Linked DNA regions of Homo sapiens: all the other regions are linked to region 2. A link is a contact called in ENCODE Hi-C data. All regions are on one chromosome and are shown on one strand. The core of a region is the stretch at or near the end of the contact, and the rest is flanking DNA. Distances in the headings are between cores, read along the strand shown. Region 1 holds the start of CNN3 (calponin 3). Region 2 holds the start of RNPC3 (RNA binding region (RNP1, RRM) containing 3). Region 3 holds the start of RHOC (ras homolog family member C).

Region 1 (2,700 bases), core at 19-2,518, 8.6 Mb after region 2:
GATGTTTTGGCTCCTCTTCTCAAGCAGCTTTCCACACCTGGTTCCATGATCTCTTCTGGCACAGTAGCTGGTATTTGGCAAACATAGGTTTCATCCTGGGATCTCAGGGATTGAAATCTGTCCTAGGTGTGCACCAGAAAGTGGTGGCAAGAGATGAAGCTTCGGAGGAGGCTGACCTCGGCCAGGATTCTTAAGTCTCAAAGTTTCAGCTTTCTCACCCCTCAACGGACATGAAATCTACCTATTTGTAACTCCAGGGAAGTAAATGAGATAATGTTTGGAAGATATCTAGTCTACCAGCTGCTCAGGCGGGGGGCGAAGGTTCTGTTCCCTGTCCCTTCTCTATCAAATGGCTTTAAAATCAGAAGAAAGTATTACGGGTAGGAAATGGGACTGCGAAAAAAATGGAGGCTGATTCTGGCCTAAAGGATACTTATCTCTATACAAAGGGCTTCTGATTCAAAGAGGCCCCGGGATTCAAAAACACAAGCAGAGCTACACCACGTGGGGTTTGGGACGAGCTGAATTCCGGATAAAGATGCCTGTAAAGAGGAGTTGATGCGAATCCAGAAAAGCACTTGAAATGCCCAGGCTTTGCATGGCACATTCCCCAGGATTTTTTCGCACCGCATTTAGAGGTTTAGACGGAGTGAGCTCGAATCAGGCCAAAAGCCTTAGGTTACTCCTGGGCGGCAGCGGGGCAGAGGTCAGATCAACAGGTGTGGAAGGCTGCGAGGTGAGGGAAGAAGCAGGTGTCGGTGGAGGCCCCAGTTCCTCCGGCCCAGAGGCTCCAACGCTGCTATTGGTGTTCCAGCAGCGGGCGGAGGGGTCCTGCCCGGCATCTGGGCGCGCTGGGCCCAGAGCCCGGGAGGAGGCAGACGGAGGCGGCGGGTCAGCGGCGGGCCAGCCCCGGTGGGCTTCCGCTCCCCTCCGCCGGCCCGGTCCGGCCCGCCGCGGAGGATGCCTGGAGGTTGACGTGAATGGCCTGTGGCTGGGAAGCCCCCAGGCGCCCTGCCTAGCCCGGGGGCGGGGCCGCCTAGCCGCCGGCCCCGGTGGCGTGAGGGCTGGGGCGGGGGCCGGGGACCTCGCGGGGAGGGAGCGGGAGGGAAAGCGGCCCCCGCGGCCCTTCAATTGGCCGCACCGCCCCTCGGCGCAGAGGCGGGAGGAGGCGGCCCTCCATTGGTCGGGCCCGGCGGCCAATCCTCGAAGGCCCAGGCGGAGGCGGGGGCGGCCTGTGGGGAACCGAGGTGCGGGCGGCGAGCGAGGCAGCCGGGTGCTTCGCAGCGGAGCTCGAGGCTCTGTAGCACCCAGTTGGACCCAGTCGCCCAGGCACCGCCCGCGCCCCGCGGCCGTCTCCTGCGCCTCCCAGAGGAGGGAGTTCGAGCATCCCCCGCGGCGGCCACTCCTCGGGGCCAGGAGCGGGGAAGCGAAGTGCGAGAGACCCCGGACCCCAGCGCTGTCTCTTCCCGCCGCCCGAACCACCATGACCCACTTCAACAAGGGCCCTTCCTATGGGCTCTCGGCCGAAGTCAAGAACAAGGTACGCCTGGCTCGGGCGGGCGCGGGGGCCCCCGGGGCACCCTTGGGCTGGCCTGGCGCTGGGCCGTGCTTCGTTTGCTCTTCGCGCTGTGGCTCACCGTTTTCCTGGAGAGGGGCCGTCGAGGCGGCGCGAGCGTCTCTGCCTGTCCCGGTCGCGTCCAGTCCCCGGGCTTGCGGGGCCGGCTCCCGGGCACCCGCCTGGCTTTGTTCCCGCGCCGTGGGACAGGACTAGTGGCTGGCGGTGGGTTCCCGGGCGCCTGGAGTCCCGCGGCGCCAGCCTTTCCGGCTGCGGGGGTCTCGGGGGCCGTTTGGTGACTGCAGAACGCGCCCTCCGGGAAGGGGGCGCTCCTGCGTGGCCACTCGCCCTTAGGCGGAGCCCGTCTGCGCGGCCAGGGACCCGGCGAGCCGCTGCCGCAGCCCCCGCCATCTGCCCGGGCCCCGGGTGCTGGCGGACTCCGCGCCTCCCCACGGGGAGAGAGACCGCCTAATGTCCCGCCGACCCCAGGGGCCCCGAGGAACGGAAGCCGGTCCGGGACCCATCACAGTCTCCGATCTCGGTGCCTGGGAGGCATTTGGAGGCAGATTGCTGCTGCTGCTTCTGCTGTTGCTTTTGCGGGAAATGGAGACAAAGCCTGAGCGCGCCACTGTGCGAGTGATATCTGCTTAGGCTTGAGACTTTTTATGAAACACTGAGAAGTTTGAAGTACATTAGACTTTCACGACATAAAGGATTATTTTTGTGGGTTGCTTTTGTTTGGGGCTTGTTTGCTGAGGCGGCTTATAGTTTGGAGCGATTGGGATTTGGTGACGCTCAGCTTTGCCACTGAGCCCAAGAATGCGTTAGGTTTATCTTTAGGACTTTTGGCCTGGGAAAGAGATGAGAGGCGTCCCCCTCCCCAAATCCTCTCCTTCCTTCCTCCCTCCCTGCATTCCAAGCCCATGACATCAGGGGTTTCTGGGGGGAGAGACCAGCCAATCGGCGCGGAACTGTGCACAGAACGCTCATTGTCTCCTTTCTGCTGTTCTGGCCAAAGCGCCACAAAGGAGGGCTGCCTGTGGTTTAATTCCCATTAACCTCCCGGGAGCCCAAGCATGTCAGGATTGCCACCGCACCGTCCGACCGCTGGTGGAAGGCACTGGCATTGTCAGAGCTGGAACATC
Region 2 (2,735 bases), core at 15-2,514:
TAACTCTCAACTTGGGCTGCACATTAACATTAAAATCACCTAGGGAAACTTTAAAACCACTGAGTCTTGCACCATCGCTATTCCTATTTTAATGAAGAGAAATCTAAAATATCTTTGGATATAAAGCAAAACAAAGTAATTGTGTAAATTCCTACACAGGTACTCTTAACAGCCCTAAAAAATTGTTCCCTAAAAGATGTCATCGGGAAATTTTTATGAAAAGCCTCTTTTTCTAGTTGAAATTCTGCATTTAATTTACGCAAGTCACCAATGTAGCTTCTCCTCTATTTTAATGAACGATTTAACATTGGCTTATAAATGAAGTAGGACTTTAAAAAATCCCTTGATGCACATTTGTAAGAATACTCTTGAGTCCAGGAGAAATAACCCCAAATTCAAAAAAGTTGTGAGGCTCTCAGGATGGATCCGAAAACTCAATATAACTAAGCTAATTTCCATTCTTCTGCTTTGTCGTTCTCACTTGCCCTTTTCTGCAGTGCTATGACTAATCCAGACTCGAGCCGATTAAAACTCCACTTCGCAGAGCAGATATTTTGATAAAAAAGAGGTAGGATGGGGGAGCTCTCATCACACAAGTCCATCTTCCCCACTCGTTTCCATTTTACTCTTGTCAGCGCTCCCCCTCCCCGGTCACTTCCCAAATGCCTTCCCGGGAGACTCCGGAGGGGCGCGCCCTTACCAGTCGCCCCTTATCTGACAGGACCCGCACAGACTGAGCCCCGAAGTACTTCAGCAAGTCCTCTTTCTCCTCAGCAGTAAGCTCAGCCGGCAGGTGCCTGACCAGAAGGGTTCGGTCGCCCCGAGGCGGGGAAAGCGAGGAGGAGCTCGTGCATCCCCTTGATATCGCAAGCGGCTGCTCGGGAGCTGCCATTTTCCTTGGAGAAGCAAAAACAGAAATCGTGGGAAGAAGTCTCAGTCAAAATCGCGGCATCAACACAAGCTGGGAGAAATATTTTTTCCGCCTCGCGCTAAGGATTCTGGAAACCAGGAAATACCGAGAAAGAAAGTCACCTTCTCGCGAGAACTGCGCCACCGAAAAGCGGCAACCCTTCGAAGACTCTTCGGGGAAGGGCGCGGTGCTAATGATTTAAATTCCAGGGGTCTCCGGAAAGACTTACAAGCAAAAATTGGCCCAGAGATGTGCGAGGGTTAACACAAGTTGTCAATCAAAGAAGGAAACAGGAACCCCAGCCACTTCAGGGAAAGAAGGTTGACGCTCAAGGACAAGAGGACTCACGACTGCGCATGTGCGGGCTGGGACCGTCACAGGGCGGGGCGGGGCGCACGGCGGGGCGGGGCGCACGGCGGGGCGGGGCGCACGGCGGGGCGGGGCGCACGGCGGGGCGGGGCGCACGGCGGGGCGGGGCGCACGGCGGGGCGGGGCGCACGGCGGGGCGGGGCGCACGGCGGGGCGGGGCGCACGGCGGGGCGGGGCGCACGGCGGCGAGCGCTATCTGGAGCTGACCGTGCGGCTCTTAATCCCTGGCCTTGGGAAAGTGAATTGGCCTGAATAGCAAGGAGGAGAACTTGGGTGTGGAAATACCGGGTATGTTCTTACAGTATTTAGATGGTAAAATATAAAGCTAGCCAGTTATTCTGTCAACTCATTAGACACCATTGTAGGGAGGAGAACTCAGTTTAAGGGGCAAAACGTTGAGAGTTCAGACTTTTTTCTTGAATCAGTAGGCATTTAGCAGACGGATAGGCCCCTGCCAGGGTTCATTTCGCAGAAATGGCAGCCTCTAGGGAGAGGTAACCTAATAAATAAATTATTGCATGTGTGTGTATGTGTGTGTGTGTAGGGGTGTGTGTGTGTGTGTGTGTGTATGTGTGTGTGTGTGTAGGTGTAGGTACTTTTCTCCCTATTTTACAGCTGAGGACACTGATGTACAAAGAGGTTAAATCACACAGCTAGAAAGTGGAAGAACTAAGTTTTGACCCTTGGTGTTCTGACTGGGGGTCTACATTCTAATCCACTGTTCTGCCTAGATTCTGAATGGAGTGAGGCAGGGATCATCCCCGGAGGGTCAGGAATGTACCCCTCACCCCATACAGAGAGGGCCTTGAGGATTCTAAAGAGAGGTTTTATGCTAGATGTAGCTGCTACAGTCTGGAGAACCAGAGTTCCTCTTACAGTTCTTTTTGCCACTTAAATAAATGTTAGAGATACAGCAGTAAGCAGTATACCAGCAATCTGCTGTCATCCCGCATTGGTTGGGGAAAAGGAGAGAGACAGATATTAATGAAAACTAGAAGACAAACATGAGAAGAACCTTCCCCACACACCCACCAAAATATCAGATAGGTAGAGCCAGACCACGTAGACGCTGTAGATTTGTTAGGAGCCCTTTTTATTTGAGGAACATTTAGAAACTGACAAATTCTTTAAGTAGGTGTGTGTTGAGGGGAGAGAATCAAAGTTTAGGTATGAAAATTTCTCCGGTTGCAATGCAAAAAACAGAAGCAGAAAGACCAGTTGGACTACTGTAGAAGTCTGGAGAAAAACACTACCATAATAGTTTGGTGAAAGTGGACATGTAGAGAAGGAACTGGAATTGAGATACGTTTTAGAAGTAGTTGATAGGAACTTGCAGATGAAGAATAGTAAGCAAGGATAAATTCTGGATTTTTGGCTTAAGCTAGATATTATCCATCTGTAGATGATGATGCCATTTACTGAATGTGAGAAGATTGACCAAGTATAGCTAGGTTAG
Region 3 (2,700 bases), core at 23-2,522, 9.2 Mb before region 2:
TAGACTCTAAGTTGTTTGAAGGCAGAAATGGATCTTCCGAACATAGCTCTCAGTTCACCCTCGAGAAATGTTCATTGAGTCAGTTAAGAGGCCTGGGGCCAAACTGCTGCGGACCTGTTTTCACATTTGTCAAATGTCTGGATTGCACTTCAGATATTTAAAGTCTGTATGACTCCTAACATTCATTCATTCATCAAATATTTGTTGACAACCTATTATGTGCCACTCACTCTGCTAGACAACGGGGGAAGGGACAGGCTGGAGGAGCCCGTGAGGTAGCAGGGCCAGACCACCAGTTTGGAGCCAGACAGGCCCGGCTGTGTGAATTCTTGCTGTCACAAGTCAAAAACAGTTGTGTAAGCCACTTGATTTCTCTGAACCTCAGCTTCTCTATGGGCAAAAGGGGATGGGTATATTTTCCCCAGAGATCTGTGATGAATATTGAAAGGGTTAAGCTGTGTAGTGTCCCAAGCACAAGCCAATGAAATGTTGGTGGACGTCCTCATTCTACTCCCACCTCCTCAGCTCCCTTACAGGGAAAGGAGATACGCGTGTAGGTAAATATCCTATGCGCCAAGTCAGACCTAGGAGTGGGAACAGAATTCACAGCTGGGATCCAGAAGCATTTCTAGGCGCACCCTTTGAGGAGTAGGTAGGAATTGGACTCCTGGAAATTCCAGGCCCAGGGAAGAAAGCGAATTGTGAGGAGGAACGGTGGTCTGGGTCTGAACGGCTCTGAGAGGTCTTCAAGTTTGGGGGATGACGTTGGGCTGTACGATCCTAGGAACAAGAGGGTGGACATCTCCCCCCAACCAACACACCCGCGCCGGGCCCTGGGACCTCCCGGCGGATACCCTTTCCCAGTCCCGCTTCCCGCGAGGTCCCAGGTGCAGCAGGAGCGGGTGGCCGCTTGGCCACAGGAGGGCAGCAGCGGCCCTTCCTGACCCCACCCCGAGCACCTCTTAACTTTCCCGACGCCGGTCCTCCCCTAGGGGATTGAAGGCTGGGCAGAGTCTGAGTCCACCCGGGTCGTGCTCCCCCCGCTCGCCCGGCTCCTCCGCAGTCCAGGAATCTCCCCGTGGCTCTCCCCGACCTGGAGGGGTGGACGCCCCTGGCCCCCAGTCCCCGGCCTGCGGAGGGGGCCGGTGGCTGCGGCCCTGCGCGGGGCCGGGGCGGGCCGAGCCAAGGGCCGCCCCCGGCCGACCCTCCCCCTGCCGGGCCCGCCCTCCCCGCCGCGGCGCTGGAGGAGGGCGGGGCGGGGCCCTGGGGTCAGTCTGAGCCTCCGGCACCGGCCGCGCAGCTGGAGGCGGCGGAGCGGAAGGTACCCTGGGCCGGGGCTGCGGGCGGTGGGGCGTCTTGGGAACTCGTCCCCAGGAGAGCACTTTCCCTTCCTCGCTGGCCCGGAGATCGGGGCCCGTGCGAGGAGGGGCTTCGGCCTGGGCGTGGACCCCGTTCCCTCCAAGCGGAGTCGGCATCCGGGCTGGGCGGTGGTCGGACCGCGTCGGCCCCTCCCCGGGCTGCAGCGAGGGGGCCCGGACCTGCCGGCAGGGGCTCTGGCCTCCTGAGGTCCGAGTCGGAGCCCCTTCCCTTCTCCTCCCAGCTTCCCGGAACCTGCCCCGCCGGGCGAGGGGCGAGGGAACTTCAACTCAGACGCCCCAGCCCCCAGGGTGGGCGGCCGCAGGGGACCTAGAGTGGGATGGGGTGGGAATTCCTCCAGGCCAGGAGGGAGGTATGGCGGGAATAGGGGCGGGATGTGACCATTGGGGCCTGCCACTGCTCGGCAGGGTCTGGACGCCGCCCTGGACGGTTCCTGGAGCCCGCTTGTGTTGAGGATAAGGGAGATGGGGAAGGATCCAACTCTGTGTGTGTGTGTGTGTGTGTGTGTGTGTGTGTGTGTGTGTGTGTGTGTGTGTGTGTGTGTGTGTGTGTGTGTGGTGTGTGTGTGTGTGTGTGTGTGTGTGTGTGTGTAGAGAGAGAGAGAGAGAGAGAAAATGAGATTGAGAATCCTCCTTCTTCATACTCGAACCAAGAAAGAGTATCCTGGGGTTTGGGACTGGGATCCCGAGGCCGAGTCCCGCCCTCACTCTGGTTTTAAAGTTGAGAATGCAGTATCTCTTGGTATCTCCAGAACGGATTCCTTCCCTAGGTGTAGGGTGGGCCGGCAAAGTCAACCGGCCGCTCTGGATCATCTGGGAATTCAAGAGAGCGATTGGAGAGAGGTCTGATGTAGCCACACTGTCTTGTCTTGGGGAAGGCCCCAGAAGTTCCAGGCTCCATTCCAGGCCCTGTGTGGGGCTCAGTTGCCCCTCTTAAGGGGTCAGTGGGACAGTCCCTCTGGGGCTGCCTCTCACAGGGAGTTGTCCATGCCATCTTGGCCTTGGGCCTAGTGTCCTGGCCTGGGCTGCCTGCTGTTCTGGCCCAATCATAGCCTGGAGGGAAAGTCTTCTAATTGGGCTGGAGGCTCCAGGTCCCTTAACGCATGCCTCAACCCCGGGTTTCTGTCCTCTGCCTCCCACCACTCTGGTGCCGTCTGAATTACCCTGCTGGGGGGACAGCAGTGGCATACTCATGCCTAAGTGACTGGCTTTCACCCCAGTAGTGATTGCCCTCCATCAACACTGCCCACCCCAGGTTGGGGCTACCCCAGCCCATCTTTACAAAACAGGGCAAGGTGAACTAATGGAGTGGGTGGAGGAGTTG

The links. A loop is a pair of places that touch in the nucleus more often than their neighbours do. Pooled maps may share reads with other maps.
Region 1: a pooled map shows a loop between it and region 2 (6-fold over the local background). The contact joins the promoter of CNN3 here to the promoter of RNPC3 in region 2. A Hi-C loop is called at or near these places in 4 of 50 pooled maps.
Region 3: a loop to region 2 is called in a pooled map, with 5 times the contacts of the local background. The contact joins the promoter of RHOC here to the promoter of RNPC3 in region 2. A Hi-C loop is called at or near these places in 2 of 50 pooled maps.

Annotation. Positions count from the first base shown.
Region 1 is chr1:94,925,678-94,928,377 of GRCh38, reverse strand. CNN3 (calponin 3) reads left to right here and starts at 1,268. Exons shown (of 7, transcript NM_001839.5): 1 at 1,268-1,540. The coding sequence starts at 1,484. It overlaps CNN3-DT (CNN3 divergent transcript), which reads right to left and starts at 2,018. Exons shown (of 3, transcript NR_168377.1): 1 at 1,638-2,018. RefSeq lists silencers at 751-1,630, 1,731-2,160.
Region 2 is chr1:103,524,228-103,526,962 of GRCh38, reverse strand. RNPC3 (RNA binding region (RNP1, RRM) containing 3) reads right to left here and starts at 1,264. Exons shown (of 15, transcript NM_017619.4): 1 at 701-1,264. The coding sequence starts at 892. It overlaps RNPC3-DT (RNPC3 divergent transcript), which reads left to right and starts at 1,455. Exons shown (of 4, transcript NR_168321.1): 1 at 1,455-1,567. RefSeq lists an enhancer at 813-1,052 and a silencer at 1,373-1,472.
Region 3 is chr1:112,705,699-112,708,398 of GRCh38, reverse strand. RHOC (ras homolog family member C) reads left to right here and starts at 1,272. Exons shown (of 6, transcript NM_175744.5): 1 at 1,272-1,321. RefSeq lists a silencer at 833-1,552.